Linked DNA regions of Homo sapiens: regions 2, 3 and 4 are each linked to region 1. A link is a loop called in an ENCODE intact Hi-C map of the cell type or tissue named here. Cell type or tissue: A673. All regions are shown on one strand.

Region 1 (4,000 bases):
CTGTAACACCCCACGAGATCTGTAAAAACTGTAAGGACAGATATTTTTCCTTTCTGTTGTATCCTTAGTGTATTCAACAGTAATCAATAAATATTTGATGAATTAATGACTAAGTGAATGTATAAATGAATGAAAGACAGAGAAAAGATTATAAATCTCAAACCTCTCCAACTTTAAATGAAGCTGTTATTTTTCCCCCTGTTTTTCTCCCATAGTCACTTTTTCATCAGTGAAGTTTAAGCTGATATATTTTTTTTAATCTCTACTGCAGGAAACGCCAGACTTCTATCCTCATTCAAAAATCTGGGCCTTGCTGAGAACCAAGGTTTTGAAATCCCATCAGGTCACCGCGAGGCCTGACTGGCCTTATTGTTGAATAAATGTATCTGAATATCCCCTGTTGTTTCCATTTGCTTTTTCCTCAAAGGTATGTTTGATTATACCAGGGTCAGGGGACTTTGGTAAGACTGAGAATAGACCAAGTTTTAAAAACATCAGGAATCCTGTAATTTCAGACAGGGTTTCCCTCATAATTCCTTTTCTTTCCTCATCTTTCTCACATCCTGAGGTCACTGCCTTAGAAAATGTGATTGCAGATATTAAATGGCAGAGCACAGATGATCATGAATACAAGAAATTCTTTGAGGACTGGACTACTATTTTAAGGAACAATTGGAAAATACCCAGTCCAGAAACATGTTACCCATCACAGTCTGCTGATTGCAATAACTCCTTTAGGTTTCCTTGGGATTTGATTGAGCATCTATTGTGGCTGGCACAGGTCTACGTGCATGGGCATAGAGCTGCCTATATGGTGGAATAGAGTTTAGTCTTTGAGATTTTCCACTTATCTCAGAATGTAGATTTTGGGTCAGACATAATTGTCTCAAAAAGATTTGAATCATTGAGAAAACAAACAAAAAAAGTACATTTTCTTAACAAGGCTATGGAGCAGCTTCTGGACTTAGCCTTAGTTCTTCCCCAGCAGGGCCAGTTCCCCATTAGTTACTAAGGTGAATGGTGGTAACGTAGAGCCTGTGGTTGTCCCTGATAACCCGGGGCTTGGATGGAGGACTTCCTCTTGTGCTTCCCTGGGAGATCTGCTTCATAGGGCCTGATGGGTTTGTGCTGTGCTAACCTGAGGCAGGTAGGTGGGGAGGCCTGATTCTGGATTAACTTTGGGAATGGTCTCTTCTACTATCAAACCATTCCCAAAAGATAATCTGACAAGGAAAAAAGTGACTATAGACTGGATGAACTGATCAAGAGACCTTTGTGCAGCACACTTTGGTTTATGTGTGGGCCAAAACAACCCTATAAGATTATCCTTATCTTATGAGTAAACTTAGAACTAAGTGAAATCACCTGCCTAATATTGCAAGCAAACAAAGCGACAGGCTTAGGTTTTTATTATAATACAGGACTGACTTCAAATCTAATGCTTCTTCCATTAAGCCACAATCACCTCACGTGAGTTACTCATTGCCTATTTTTTCTATAGAAACTTCAGATAACACCTTCCTATTAAAAAGGACTATGTGTTTATATTCAGGGAAGCAAATCAGATAAAACTAAAGAAGTTCCCCAAAAGAAAAAAAAGGTATGTACAGCTATTAAAAGAAGAATAAGGAGGAGGAGGAGGAGGAAGAGGAGGTAGAGGAGGAGGAAGAGGAGGTAGAGGAGGAGAAGAAGGAGAAGGAAAAGGAGGAGGAAAGAAGAAAGAGGAGGAGGAGAGAAGAGAGAGGAGGAGGAGGAGGGGGAAAGGAGAAGGAGGGGCAGGGGGAGGAAGAGGAGGGGGAGGTGGAGGAAGAAGATGAAAAAGCAGCTTGAATTCCCAAACTCATGAAGAACTAGCCTAGAATGGAAAACTGGGTAGAGAGCTAACAGAGCCTGAGATAACAGCAGGTTTTCTAATATACAGCAGGAAATAGATCACCCATTGAATCAGAAATAATCAGTCAAAAGCTATTGCACACTTGCCAAACACAGTTGCCTGACACTCTAAGGTTTAGGTTAATTTCTTGTGATATTCAGAATATACACGTCTTGAGGTTTAAATCTGACCACTAGAGGATGCTGTAGTCTGCCAAGTGCCTCAGCCAAACCGCCGTCTAACAGCTCTCATTAAATATCACTCTAACAGCAGTTATGGATGCAAGATGGCTTCCAACAACTTGTCTGTGATGCTAGAGGACACTCGAAGGACATCCCTAATATTAAGGACCTTTGCCATGATAAACAGAAATTAAATAATTGAATGCTACAAATTTTCATGTCCAATTGAACCAGTCTACAAGTCTGGAGAGACAAGACTTGGAGATTATAAGCAGAAGCAACCCATTAACCCAAATTGTCTATCTTTAATGGTTCTGTTCTCTCTCTGACCCATCAGAAAGCATGTGGATTGCTATGTTCATGTATGGTAGTTTATCAGGCCATTCTCCCGTTGCTCTAAAGAAATACCTGTGGCCTGGCATGGTAACTCATGCCTGTAATCCCAGCACTTTGGGAGGCCAAGGAGGGTGGATCACCTGAGGTCAGGAGTTCAAAACTAGCCTGGCCAACATGGTGAAACTCCATCTTTACTAAAAATACCAAAATTACCCAGGCATGATGGTGGGCACATGTAATCCCAGCTACTTGGGAGGCTGAGACAGGAGAATCGCTTGAACCCAGGATGTGGAGAATGCAGTGGGCAAAGATTGCACCATTGCACTCCTGCCCGGGTGATAAGAGTGAAACTCCAACTCAAAAAAAAAAGAGATACCTGAGACTGGGTAGTTTATAAAGAAAAGAGGTTTAATTGGCTCATGGTTCCACAGGCTATACAGGAAGCATGATGATGCGGCATCTGCTCAGCTTCTGGGGAGGCCTATAATCATGGTGGAAGGTGAAGGGGGAGCAGTCAGGTCACATAGGCCAAACAAGAGCAAGAGAGAGGGGAGGTGCTACACACTTTCAAACAATCAGATCTCAGGAGGACTCACTCACTACTGAGACAGTCAAGTAAAAAGGGCTCCCTGGAGAACCTCCGACCAGCCTGAACTGGGAGAATGACGTGGAGCCACAGAAGTTCATGCCCTTTGCAGAGGGGAGGAACCCGACCTCTTGAGTTCCTGTGTGGTGGGGCAGAAGCTGGATAACAGGCTTCCTTCTCACTCTACTGAAAGTTTGAAAATTTTTCTCTTTTTCCTTTTTTGCCCGATAAATTCCGTTTTTCTCACCCTTCTATGTGTCCACAAGCCTGATCTTTCCTGGTTGTGTGACAAGAACCCAGTTTTTAGAAGAGCTGAGGAGGAAGTCGTGTAACAGTATCACAGGAACAGCACCAAAGGGATGGGTGCTAAATGATTCATGAGAGATTTAGCACCCACATGATCCAAATTACCTCCCACCGGGCCCCACTTCCAACACTGGAGATTTTGACATGAGATTTGGATGGGGACACCGAGCCAAACTGTATCAGGTAGTTGTGTTTTAAAAGAGATGATTTACAAACCAGAATATGTTTAGAGGAAGGAAACTACCAATATTGATAAGAATTTGAAATTTTTCTCCATGATGAGTGGTTGGAAGAAGCAGGAATATTTGGGCTAAGGAAAGGAAAACCCTTAGAAGTTGGTGGGTCTTTTCAAAAGATTTAAGGGATTAAAATGTTAACACCGTGAAAGCAGAAATTTTATCCTTTTTTTCACTGCTGTATTACAGGCTCAAAACAATATCAAACACCTAGGAGGTACTTAATTAATATTCTTTTTGGTACATAAGTGAATGGGGAAGAGGAATGAACATGATCTGGTTGGCCCCAAAAGGTAGAATTTAGACTAATTGGGTAGAGATTAAAGAGATACTAATTTTCATTCGGTGGGAAAATGTACCCTATAATGGTTAAGATCAGAGGCTCTGATTTAGAGAGGCTGAGTTTGAATCTGGCTCTGCCTCCATCAAGCCCTGTGTCCTGGGAGAAGTTGGAGAATTTCTCAAAGTCTCAGTTTCCTCA
Region 2 (4,000 bases), 250 kb after region 1:
AGTCTTGGTGTATTATTTTAATTCTAGTATTTATGTATTGAATTGTGGAGGGAGCAATTGCTTCTTGTTTGAATGCTCAGAGAAGTCCCCATGAAGGTGGAAATAGGTTAACTGGGCCATTTTATTGGAAAGTAATTTTGTTGTTATTCTTAGCTTTTTGTTTGTTTTGTTATTCTTTCCTTTCTTTCTGTTGTTCTTTTTTTTTTTTTCTTTTCTGAAGGTGTCTTTTTGATAAGCCATAAGCTCTTCAGAAAACACTTACGAATAGATCACCACATTCCCTGTTCAATTTCACCTTATTTTCCTGGTCAAAGGTCTCTGTTTTTCTGTATTCTACTGTCTGACCACAGGAGGGTAGCATTTTTCCACAAGTCCAGGGAAAAAAGTGTGAGCTCAAGGAAAACCTAAAGCTGATTTTATGTGATATTTTGATGCCCCTTGGTTTTGCATTTCAATTCCCCACATCCATATGAAAGTAATAACCTAAACATAAGCATTGCTTTGTCCATTCCTCCGGCATGATTGTTCACTATCTCGGGTTTTGTAGCCTCTCCTTATTTCAGGGAGGCTGGATTGCTTTCTTCGCCGCAGGCAGCAAATTCATTTCCAAATACAAAGACCCAGCGAAACTTAGCGACCTCCAAATAGTTTCAGACTTGGTCAGACGCCAGATAAAAGAGGTCAAGGCAGTTCATCAGATTCACTCCCTAATTCCCCACCTCTGAAACAAGTTTTCCCCAGAGAACCGACAAGCAAAGGTATGTTATTGTGTCTAGAGTTTTTCCCATTGTGTGGATGACCTTGATTTTTTAAAATAATATTGTTAATGTTTTAAATATTTTTGCCGGAACATTTTATGTTTCTTAAAGGGATTTTTAAAGAAAAAAAAAAGACAATTTAACAAAAAGTTACCGCCCAAGAATCCCAAGAATGAAAAAACAGCAATAATTTCTTCTTGTTCTTACAAAACATTAGCTAGATAAGCTTTTATTTCATTAGTCTGCCATTCCTAACCATAAACGGCATTTTATAAGTCACTCGGTAATTGACCAAGGATCCCTGCTTCTTAGTGCTGTACCTCCTCAGTTATTAGGGGCTGCTATGGGAAAGCGCCATTCAAAATAAGCCAGGTGCTTTAATTTTATTTTAATTACAAATGGAAATTAAGCAGAGATCCAGTGATGCTGGCTTTTACTCCTTCTGATCTATTTTTCTTTCTATTCTGTTACAAGAGGCAATATGTATATAGGAGACATACGGACTGGGTCCTAATTCTATCTCTGCCACTAGGTATGTGTCATTGAAGAAGCGACTTGAGCATTTTAAATCTGCCCCCAAATGGGATAATCATACCATTTACCTTGTCAGGCTGTTGAGAAAATTAAATAAGATATGTAACAGGATTCACACAAAAAGTTGCAATGTGTGCTATATAGTAAAGGCTCAATAAATCACACTTTTATTAATTATGTTGTTCAGTTCATCTGTTAGTATAAAGGGATAAAGTGCAGAAGGATAATACGAGCGTATAAAGCCTGAAAAAACAGGAGCATGAAAGGATGCCTCTTACCCAGACACCCTGCCTTCATCATCCTCCCCTGATTCCTGGTGCTCTCTGAAAAAGCTAAGCAAAACATCATCACCAAGAGCACTGCAACGTTGAGTAAATAAGCAGTGATTTATTTAAATAACCAAAAAAAAAAAGTCTTCCTGTTCAGGATTGGCTTAATAGTTTGTAGAGGAAGAACAAACAAATCTTAGGCAAAAATGCCGAGAACCAGGCCCTGCAGTAGCTAGCCCTCGCAGTACTCACCGACACCACAGGGCGTCGCTGTAGAAAAACCGCTGTGGTTTGGGGCGCCTCTCAGACATCACTGACAATTAACTTTTCATTTGATCATCAATTGTTTAATTTTTCGTGTGTCACTATCACAACAGGAGTCATTTTTTAAGACCTGAAAAGGACCTTAAGAATATTCATTTTTTCATTCTTTCTTTTTTTTTTTTTTTTTTTTTACCAAACATTTATTGAACAACTACAATGTGGCAGGCATGCCTGAATATGAATGAGAAAACTATGTAAGTGGGCCAGGCGCCATGGCTCAGCCTGTAAACCCAGCACTTTGGGAGACTGAGGCAGGAGGATCCCTTGAGCTCAGGAGTTCGAGACCAGCCTGGACTAGCCTGGCCAACATGGCAAAACCCTGTCTCTAGGCATGGTAGCAAGCGCCTATAATCCCAGCTACTGTGGAGGCTGAGGCAGGAGGATCACTTGAGTCTGGGAGGTGGAGGTTGCAGTGAGCCGAGATCACACCACTGCACTCCAGCCTGAGCAACAAAACAAAAACAAAAACAAAACAAAACAAACAAACAAAAAAAATGGGTGCAGTGGCTTATGCCTGTAATCCCAGCACTTTGGGAGACCGAGGCTGGTGGATCACCCGAGGTCAGGAGTTTGAGACCAGCCTGGCCAACGTGGTAAAACCCTGTCTGTACTAAAAATACAAAAATTAGCCGGGCGTGGTGGCACAGCCTTATAATCCCAGCTACTCGGGAAGCTGAGGCCAGAGAATTGCTTGAACCCGGGAGGCAGAGGTTGAAGTAAGCTGAGATCACTCCACTGCACTCCAGCCTGGGTGACAAGAGCAAAAACTCCATCTCAAAAACAGAGAGAGAGAATACTGTGTAAGTGACTTGCCTACTGGTGGAGCTACTAAATGGTTGAGCCAAGACCTGGGTCAGATCATCTGACTTCAAGTTTAGTGAACTTTCCCTAAAAATAACAATGTAATTATTTTATATTATAATAAAATTAATTTATATTATATAATCCGGCCAGGCACGGTAGCTCACACCTGTAATCCCAGCACTTTGGGAGGTCGAGGCAGGTGGATCGCTTGAGGTCAGGAGTTCGAGACCAGCCTGGCCAACCTGGTGAAACCCCTGTCTATACTAAAAACACAAAAATTAGCTGGGCATGGTGGTGGGCACCTGTAGTCCCAGCTATCTGGGAGGCTGAGGCCCGAGAATCAGTTGAACCCGGGAGATAGAGGTTGCAGTGGGCCAAGATCGTACCACTGCACTCCAGCCTGGGTGACAGAGTGAGACCCAGTCTCAAAAAATAATACTACTACTAATAATTAAAGTTTATTATATAATCCTATATAATATATCTTAATATAATTATCAATATAACTAACATATAATTCACTATATATTAAATAAATAACAATATAACAATGACTGAGTCCCTACGATGTATAAAAATTTTTCATGCATTTTTAAATTGGCTATATGGCCTCTAGAGTGATCTGAGGATATAGGCTTTAGAATACTATGTTTGAATCCCAGCTCTGTTCCCCATTAGCTATATGACCTTGATCGACTTAATGAACATCTCTGAGGCTCAATTTTCTCATCCATAAAATAAAAATAATATAATCTGGGCTTATGGTAAGGATTGAATTAAATTAAATTAAAACATTATTTAAAATATTCATAAAATGCCTGGTACAGGGTAGAAGCCCAATCATTATCATTCATGCTCCTAACAAATTTGCATTTACTAAGGAAGAAAGTAACAAATAAAAGTTTAGTAACTTGCCCAGATTTATTCAGCCAATAAGTGGCCAAGTCAGAATCCGAATTCAGATCTGATTCCAAAGCTTATGTTCATTTCACTATTATGTTGCCAGTGTAATTTTGCCTCCAGACATAAATGTCTTTAATATAAATGTCTTTAATAAATGTCTTTAATATTCCTCCATGCACCTGGAACAGGCTACACCTGGAATAGGCTACACATGTAAGAGCTAATCTACACATCTATTAAATGTTAGCAACACTTTTAGACAAGGGGAGGATAGAGAATAGGAACGTTTTGTCTTGTTTTTGTTTTCCTCTTTTTCTGTTCCAATTAATGTACTAAGGATTAAGAGGGAACATAGCTCACTTCCCTCTTTTTCACTGCTCTGTCTTTCTCACTAAAGACAAAAGGATA
Region 3 (4,000 bases), 79 kb after region 1:
AGTTTATAATGCATAAGGGAACCTAAAGTCCCAGAAGGGCAATTGGCCACAGAAAATTGTTCTGAAGTTCTATCTTTGTGTTAACTCTATTCCCGTCTTTCGTCCATGAGTACAACCCAGGTCATCGAGCTTTTTCTGGGAGAGAATTTGATGAGGGAATACCTCTACTTGGCATGTCTGAATGAAAGGCCTTTAAGCATTTCTGGAAGTATGGTAAAGCCCTGCTATGCCAGGATAGCAGGGATGCTCAAAAGAATCTTAAATATACCTATTTCCTCTGGCTGAGTCTGATGCATGCAAAAGTCCAGTTCTTTCTAACTGCATATTTACTTTTGGATTTTTCCAACTTGGATCCTATTCTCTCAAAATTACAAACTTTGATCTCATCTTCCCAGAATTCAGTTGTCTGGAAACTTCTATCTTCAACACCACTAATAATCAGAAACAATAATAATTGTAAATACTTGTGTATATCAGTTAAGTGTAATTATATATAATATTGTACTCCTATTAAACCATGACATCTATTCTATTACATTATATAAATACACTTATCTTCACCAAAATTCTGTGTATAATTTTATGGATGAAGAATCTGAGACTCAGAGAGTCTCTGACAAAGTAAAAGTACAAAAATAAATTAACTAAAGTCCAAACATTGAAGTTAATGCCATGTATCATGTATTCATAATAACATTGTCCTAATGATGTCTGTGTCTTTTTCTAAGACACAGTCAACAAAGTTAGTTCTTTAATCTTTAATCTCCCAAGAAATAAGAAAGTACGGAGCAGATGAGAGTCTATTCTTTGCAGGCTCAGTGGCAGATGTGATAAATATAATTGCTGACAACAAAAGAGGAGAGTACAAAAGGCCATAAAAATCAAATATCAGAACCAAAACCTCCATGGTGGTCTGGAGTGATTAGGGCAGGATGGGTATCTTTGTCCTCCTGGATGAATCCTAAGACAATCCTAGGTAAGTGAAACCAAAGACAATCACTAGTTCTTACAGTGATGATACAGAGATAGCAAGTCAAGATTTTGTTACTGTTGGCATTCTCTGTTAATAAAGCAAGGAGTGGTTAATCAAGCAGAATCCAACAAAACTCAAAGGTTTGGAAACCTAAAATAATAGATCTTGAGTTCTCCAAATTATTTGAAGACAGCTTAGTCTTAAAATAAGATTTTCTTGCACTGGTTAATATTTTGCTGACATGCTGTTCTCAGATCATTGGTAAAGTGTTTCTTAGTGTAGATCTAAGTTGCATCCGCCAAGGTCGGTTTGTTGATGTTTTCCCTTAGGTTCTAGTGTTCAAGAAGTACTCAATGGCATCTTACAGAATCTACAATAGGTGCTGAGGCCAGACCTTATTTCCTTTTTTTTTTTTTTTTTTTGAGACAGAGTCTAGCTCTGTTGCCAGGTTGGAGCGCAGTGGCATGATCTCTGCTCACTGCAACATCTGCCTCCCCGGTTCAAGCGATTCTCCTGCCTCATTCTCCTGACTAGCTGAGACTACAGGCACGCACCACCATGCCCAGCTAATTTTTGTATTTTTAGTAAAGAAGGGGTTTCACCATCGTGGCCAGGATGGTCTCAATCTCTTGACCTCATGATCTGCCCACCTTGGCCTCCCAAAGTGCTGGGATTACAGGCATAAGCCACTGTGCCTGGCCCTAACTTTTAAACTATATCCACACAAGGATCTGGGTACACTCACAGAGATACTGTAACAGGACTGAAAGACATCCATCACCCATTTTAAATGTTTATATTTTTGTACCAATCTTTAATTTTTTTACCATTAAACAGCTTATAGTAAACTATGATTAATTTTATATAATAAATGCTGTAATTATTTTTGTAAGGAGCACACTGATATTGCTCTGTATCTTTGCTTTAAAACAGTATTAATGGGTTTAATAGGTTTAAAATATGTAACAACTTTCAGAGAATTCTTTTGGATTTTTATTCATCTTTAATGCAACTGGAGGCTCCAAAATAGAAGTGGCCTAAGCCTTACTTGGCCTTGGAGAATCTTTGGCAATTTATTTATTAACCTCAAAGAAGTTCAGTGAACTTTTAAGAGTCTGGGTGTGATCTTAATGGTGTCACATAAAGGGTCATGTGGAAGCTGGTGGCTTCTTATAGACATAGTGCCCCCTGTCATCATTAAATATGACACAGCTGGCCAGAGAAGACTTGTTTTCTTTTGGTAAGCACAGCTGGAAAAATAATTCAAGAGCCATCCTGGGTCCTCTCCTCAATATCTCTAGCTGCCCTTTGGAAACAGGCCAATTTGCTGTGTTCGTTCATTTATTTGATATTTTTTGCCCTAAGAAACAAATGAAGCAACTTGCTTTAATGAGAGAGAGAGAAAAATAGAAAGAGAGAGGAAGGAAGGAAGGAAGGAAGGAAGGAAGGAAGGAAGGAAGGAAGGAAGGAAGGAAGGAAAGAAGTTAGGAAGGAAGGAAGGGAGGGAGAAGGAGGGAGGGAGGGAGGGGAAAGAAAGCTGGCTAGCTAGCTGAGTGCTGCAGGGGAGGGTTACTGGATTCAGCCTTCTGATTAGCCTTGGAAAAATGCCAGCCTCCACAGAGGAGCATATTTCAATTCTGTTTTTCAGGGCTGAGCCTTTTGGAGAAGAACATCATTAAGAGGTTAAGGGCTTCAAGGGCCTTCTGGTAGCTCTGGAGAATTCACAAGGAAACCAGAGCCAACTCAAAACATAATACCCTAGACCAAAAACAAGAGGAGGAAGACAAATCTCCTTGGCAGAATCCTTATACTCATTAGGATATTCACTACTGTGGAGCATTCACAAATAAAAACTCAAAGTAGCATTGAACTGTCCAATCAAGCAGCCTATCTGTGAATTATTTTCTGAATAATGGAGAGACAATAAGGATAAATTACTAATCCAGGTTTCTGTGTGTCAAACCTCAACCTAATCCCATTAGTGAACAGTAGATATTTTAAAAATAACAGGGCTATAAGTTTCCTTTGAGATCAAAGTCTAATGCCTGCATTTTATTGTGAGGGATGCACAGATTCTAATTAAAAGATTTCTCCTCCACAAACACCCACTCAAATACTACTATTCAAGTACCATCAGCAATTTTTGTATCTTTAGCAGGTTAACCAGCCTTCTACAAAAAAGTCACTTCAAATTAAGTGGATAAGTTTTATTTAGATAATGCGTGTGAGAGTGATCATTGGTTTGTCTCAGGTCAGACAGCCTTGGCTTGAAGCCTGTCGCACCTCCTGCAATCCAAAAAAAGAAAAAAGGATCCACATGAGTACTTCTCTCAGTGTCAGTGTAAGGATTCATAAGATGATGACTTAAAGAACTAACATGGAACAAACTCATTTATTTCTCATAATAAGTACTCAGTAAAGTTGATTATGATTACAGGTACTATTTGGAAAGTTTCTCACAGGGAAAAAGCCTAACATTGCAGATTAGGAAAATGTATGGAATTCTAAGGTGAGTCAAAACTCAGTTCTATTTCAGGTTTCCAATGCTGTAAATCAAGGAGGCTTGTAAAATATCTACTATGTGCCAAGAATTGTGCTAGACTTTTTTTTTAAGTCATTAGTACTTACATTTCAGTAATTTCTTCAATTCTAACACCGAAATAGTGTAGGGATCATTAACAACTCAGTAAGTTAAAAAAGAAATGCCTGGAGGAAGGACTAGCATCATTTCTTGAAGGACCAGCTGACATAACAAACGTAGGATTATGAACAGCTGTTCATTCACATACATAATAAGCATTTATTGAGCACTAACAATCTACTTTCTTCATCATACCACATAAACTAACCCCCATCTCTCTATTCCCTTATCTTGCTGGACTTTTTCTTTTTAGCACTTGTCACCTGCTAGCCTTCAAATTTATTTAATTTATTTTTTGTCATTATTGCCTGTCTTCCCTCACAAAATTGCAAACTTCATGGGAGCTAGACTTCGTTAGTTGTTTCCCATAGACCTGGCACATAGTA
Region 4 (4,000 bases), 360 kb after region 1:
CTGATGCCAGAAATTCAGATGACCATAAACCAGGCAGGGGCATAAATAAATGGCAGCAAACCCCATGTAAAGGAAGAGGAAGCAACAGACATTATGGCTAATTGGAGAATACATATTCTGTCAACAGGCAGCCAATATTTTACTCTAGCTAATGGGCACTGATGTGTGTCTATGAGCCCAGAATTGCCAGGTCTCTTAATTTTTAAAGAAATATAAATGTGAGTGTGAAATCTATAAAATTTAAAATGCTGGCTAAATAAAAAATGTCTGTCCATGTACATATTTATTTAATATCAATCTCACTGTTGTTGGCTGAGTATCCTGGGAAGCAGATCTGAGAAGAATAATAGGATGAAGGAAGTTTATTCGGGAGTGTTCCTGGATCGACATCTGTGGAAGGGAAGAGAAAAAGAAGGATCAGGGAGAGGGACAAGTTAAGCCGTGTTGTGGTCTTAACAAAGGCTTCAGCAGACCTTATATGACCTTATAGGCAGGCATGATACTGGGATAACCCTTTAGAATTCTTCCCCTTTTTTGACTAGAAGGCCAGGCCTCTGGGTGCTCACATTAACCAACTATCGGGTCATATGCCCTGGGTCGGCGGGGCTTTAGACAGGGGCAATTTTCAGAAAAGGGTTGAGAGCACCCGGGGTAATAAATCCCTTAGTCTTAAGGGACCAGGGGCCGGGAACAGTGGCTCACCCCTGTAATCTCAGCACTTTGGGAGGCCAAGGCGGGTGGATCACCTGAGGTCAGGGGCTTGAGACCACCCTGGCCAACACAGTGAAACCCAGTCTCTACTAAAAATACAAAAATTAGCCAGGCGTGGCGGCAGGCACCTGTATTCCCAGCTACTTGGGAGGCTGAGGCAGGAGAATCGCTTGAATCCGGGAGGTGGAATTTGCAATGAGCCAAGATTGTGCCACTGCACTCCAGCCTGGGCAACAGTGCGAGGCTCCGTCAAAAAAAAAGAGAGACCTGGGTAGAATACCAAGTGTCTACTACAGACCACTCTTCATATAGCTCAGATTCACTTCCTCGTTATTGTTGTTGTTTTGTTTTTTGTTTATTTTATTTTATTTTTGAGAGAGACAGGATCTCACTTTCTTGTCCAGGCTGGAGTGCAGTAGTGTGATCACAGCTCACTGCAGCCTTGACCTCCTGGGCTCAACTAATCCTCCTATTTTAGCCTCCCAAGTAGCTGGAATTACAGGCATGTGCCACCACGTTCAGCTAATTTTTAAAACTTTTGTAGAGAAAAAGCTATGTTGGCTAGGCTAGTCCTGAACTCCTGGGCTCAAGCAATTCTCTCCCTTTGCCCTCCCAAAGAGCTAGGATTACAAACATGAGCCACCACAGCTGACCTCAGATTTACTTCTCTGTGTACGTTCAGGGAGCAAAAACTTCAGGATTTAGGGTCTCTTCTCTTGGGAGGTCTCAGGGCCTCTTTTTCCACAGCTGGTCTTAAGACCACAGTAAGACCCATTATTGTCCTCTACTGACCATTCTAGATGCTCCTCACTCTCAGCTAGTACCTTCACTGGTCCAGATGGTTTGCCTGGTGTTAGGACATGGAAGGGGCAGAGTCCCTGGTCACCATGGCTTTCTCAGGCTCAAGTACATTATGGCTGATGTACTTGTCTATACCATTAATGCTGGGCAAGTTAGTACATATAAGAACCCATGTAGTTCACAAAGGTACTATACATACTCTTCCTTTCTTTTATCGTGTAACAGCAGCCTTACCTTCTCCTGATAATCAGGGTCCTACAAGGATGCTGACTCTCCTTGCTTGTTTACAGACTCTGGGCCCATGAGCCCGAAGTACACAGGTAGCAGCTGCAACTTAGAGTTCAGTAGGATTCTTGCTATGCCCCCTGGTGGAAACATTTCTCCTTGGTGAAAAGGCACTAAATAACCCAGAACCGCAGAAGTGGAAAGCGTGTATTTCGAGTTGGGTCCCTGGGAGTGAAGGTAAAAGGGATCACTCCTGCTTCTTCCCCTTGGTTCTTGCATTCATGTATTCTTCCTTTTGGGACACAGCACCATATAAAGGGCATTGATGTAAAATGTCCAGTGCACCCTGGAGGATGGCTCCCTATCCTTGCACAGACTCCTCTCTGAATTGGCACTTCAGTTGTCCCTTCAATAGGCCATTCCTTCACACTCAGGATGGTAGCTTCTGGTTAAAATGGTATTTGATATAACTGTGGATCCTGTGGTCATGTGGCCTTTCTTGTATCTCATTTGTTATTGAGTGGGCCCATTGGTCTCATGTGATGTTTTGTGGGATCCTGTGCCAGTTAATGAGACACTCCTTAAGCCCTCAAATAGTGGTGTTGACTAAGGCCCTAGCAGCAGCAAAGGCAAATCTGTGCCTAGAATGTGTTCATTTCTGTAAAAATTAATCCCTGTGCCTTCTAGTATGAAAGGGGCCCAGTGTATTCAACTTGTCACCAAGTGGCTGCTTGTATCTTTAAGGGATGGTGCCAGATTGGAAAGTAGGGTTGCTCTCTCTTGCTGGCATGACGGACATTTGACAGCACCAGTAGCTGAATCAGCATTGGTCGGTTCCCTGCATTGCCTCTAGCCCTGTCACTGTGCCTACTCTAATCATATGCCCATTGTGCCACATTGGGGCTGCTGATGGCAGAGCCTGGCAGATGTCAACTAACAGGGTCACTTTATGTACCTCATGGTTTAGTGCCTCTTCTGTGATGGATGCCCTCTGGGGGGCATTAACAATGCAATACATGTATCTTGACTCTTCATGCCCATTCCCTTAGGTCCACCCATCTGCTTCTACCCACGACTTTCTTTTCCTCGATCTTTTAATCTTTCCCCTTCCGGGTCCAAGTCAACGCTGCCTAGGGTCTATATATAATCTTAAGCCACGTTTTTGTTTTCTTTCCATATAAGGTAGATGGCTAGGTGCACTGTCTGAAGCCATAGGAAAGTATCTCCTCATTGTTGTCTTTCAGCACCACTCCTGAATGGGGCTGTCATGTGGCCATGGTCTATTTTCAGCTTGCTCTACTCACCAAGATGGCCTACCTGTAAACCAGGCTCAGATTTTTTTCTTCTCTATCAGCTGGTCATAAGGGCCACAGGTGTGTGCTAACAGAAAGGTGCTGGAGCAAAAGTAGTGGATGACATGGGAGACTAGACCACCTGCTCAGGTAGCCTACTTATGCCCTTCAGCATTTCTCATGGCCAATCCTGGATGTACCACTTCCATCTGCAGTGAATTGCTGCTAGGTCCACCTGTTCTTATAACATGTTGAACCTGACAGAACCTTGTGCTGGGCATTTGTGGCTGCGTGGTCACTTGATGACCCTGATAAGGGCTTCTGTCTTTACCAGGGTCCAAAAGGAACTCTTTTTCAGATAGTGTGTAATTTTCTGGTTCCAGAGTCCTAGGAATCTAAATATGATTCTCCTATTGGCATTTGTGTGACCTCCACGTGGCTTTTTTTTCCCACAAATACCTCCAATAACATAGGAGTCATTGAATCATAGGGCCAAAGTGGTTGGGCTGTTTACACTGCAGGCAAATCTGTTACAGAACACTTTCCTATTCCAGGTGTCACTCAAAACTGACAGCCTTCTCTGTATGTGGGTTGTAACACATTTTGGAATATGGAATATGTTGTCTCTAAAACCTGAAGAGACCTACCAGGCTTTGTGCTTCCTTCATTGCAGGAGTTCCCTAGTGCAATAATTTGTTCTTTACTCTGAAAGAAGTTGTGGCATGCCCAATCTGAGATATCAGGCCCCTGAATCTTTGTAGATTTATCTTTATCTTCCATTTTGTAGATAAGAGTTCATGTGCGTTACCAAAGCCTTCAATGTACTTGTCATTTCTTGCTCATCTAGTCATATTTTCATGATGTTATCAATAAAGTATACTACTGGGATGTTCTTTAAGATGTCCAGACAATCTAGATCTTTCAGACTATATTATGGTGGAGGAAAGGATAATTAACATAGCCTTAAGTCA

Evidence for each region. Hi-C counts contacts between places; a loop is a spot of excess contacts. Peaks named below come from ENCODE experiments on the same cell type or tissue, not always from the same donor. Only the 100,000 strongest peaks of a DNase experiment are listed, where the experiment ranks them.
Region 2: a loop joins it to region 1, with 4 times the contacts of the local background. A loop is called at or near these places in 3 of 110 quality-filtered maps.
Region 3: it touches region 1 in a loop (11-fold over the local background); 2 of 110 quality-filtered maps call a loop at or near these places.
Region 4: a loop joins it to region 1, with 3 times the contacts of the local background. A loop is called at or near these places in 14 of 110 quality-filtered maps.

Annotation. Positions count from the first base shown.
Region 1 is chr5:147,820,978-147,824,977 of GRCh38, reverse strand. It overlaps SPINK1 (serine peptidase inhibitor Kazal type 1), which reads left to right. Exons shown (of 4, transcript NM_001379610.1): 4 at 272-396. The coding sequence ends at 317. Among named protein-coding and RNA genes, the nearest start is that of SPINK1, 8.7 kb to the left of the region's middle. In A673, a CTCF peak has its summit at 2,059 (motif pointing right); a DNase peak (open chromatin) is centred at 2,077; H3K27ac peaks cover 2,151 bases.
Region 2 is chr5:147,574,963-147,578,962 of GRCh38, reverse strand. All of the region lies in intron 1 of JAKMIP2-AS1 (JAKMIP2 antisense RNA 1), which reads right to left. Among named protein-coding and RNA genes, the nearest start is that of JAKMIP2-AS1, 17 kb to the right of the region's middle. In A673, CTCF peaks have their summits at 335 (motif pointing right) and 1,825; DNase peaks (open chromatin) are centred at 362 and 1,832.
Region 3 is chr5:147,742,452-147,746,451 of GRCh38, reverse strand. All of the region lies in intron 1 of JAKMIP2 (janus kinase and microtubule interacting protein 2), which reads left to right. Among named protein-coding and RNA genes, the nearest start is that of JAKMIP2, 38 kb to the left of the region's middle. In A673, a CTCF peak has its summit at 2,156; DNase peaks (open chromatin) are centred at 2,291 and 2,601; H3K4me3 peaks cover 627 bases; H3K27ac peaks cover 3,742 bases.
Region 4 is chr5:147,462,282-147,466,281 of GRCh38, reverse strand. All of the region lies in intron 1 of DPYSL3 (dihydropyrimidinase like 3), which reads left to right. Among named protein-coding and RNA genes, the nearest start is that of DPYSL3, 46 kb to the left of the region's middle. In A673, a CTCF peak has its summit at 1,875 (motif pointing left); a DNase peak (open chromatin) is centred at 1,871.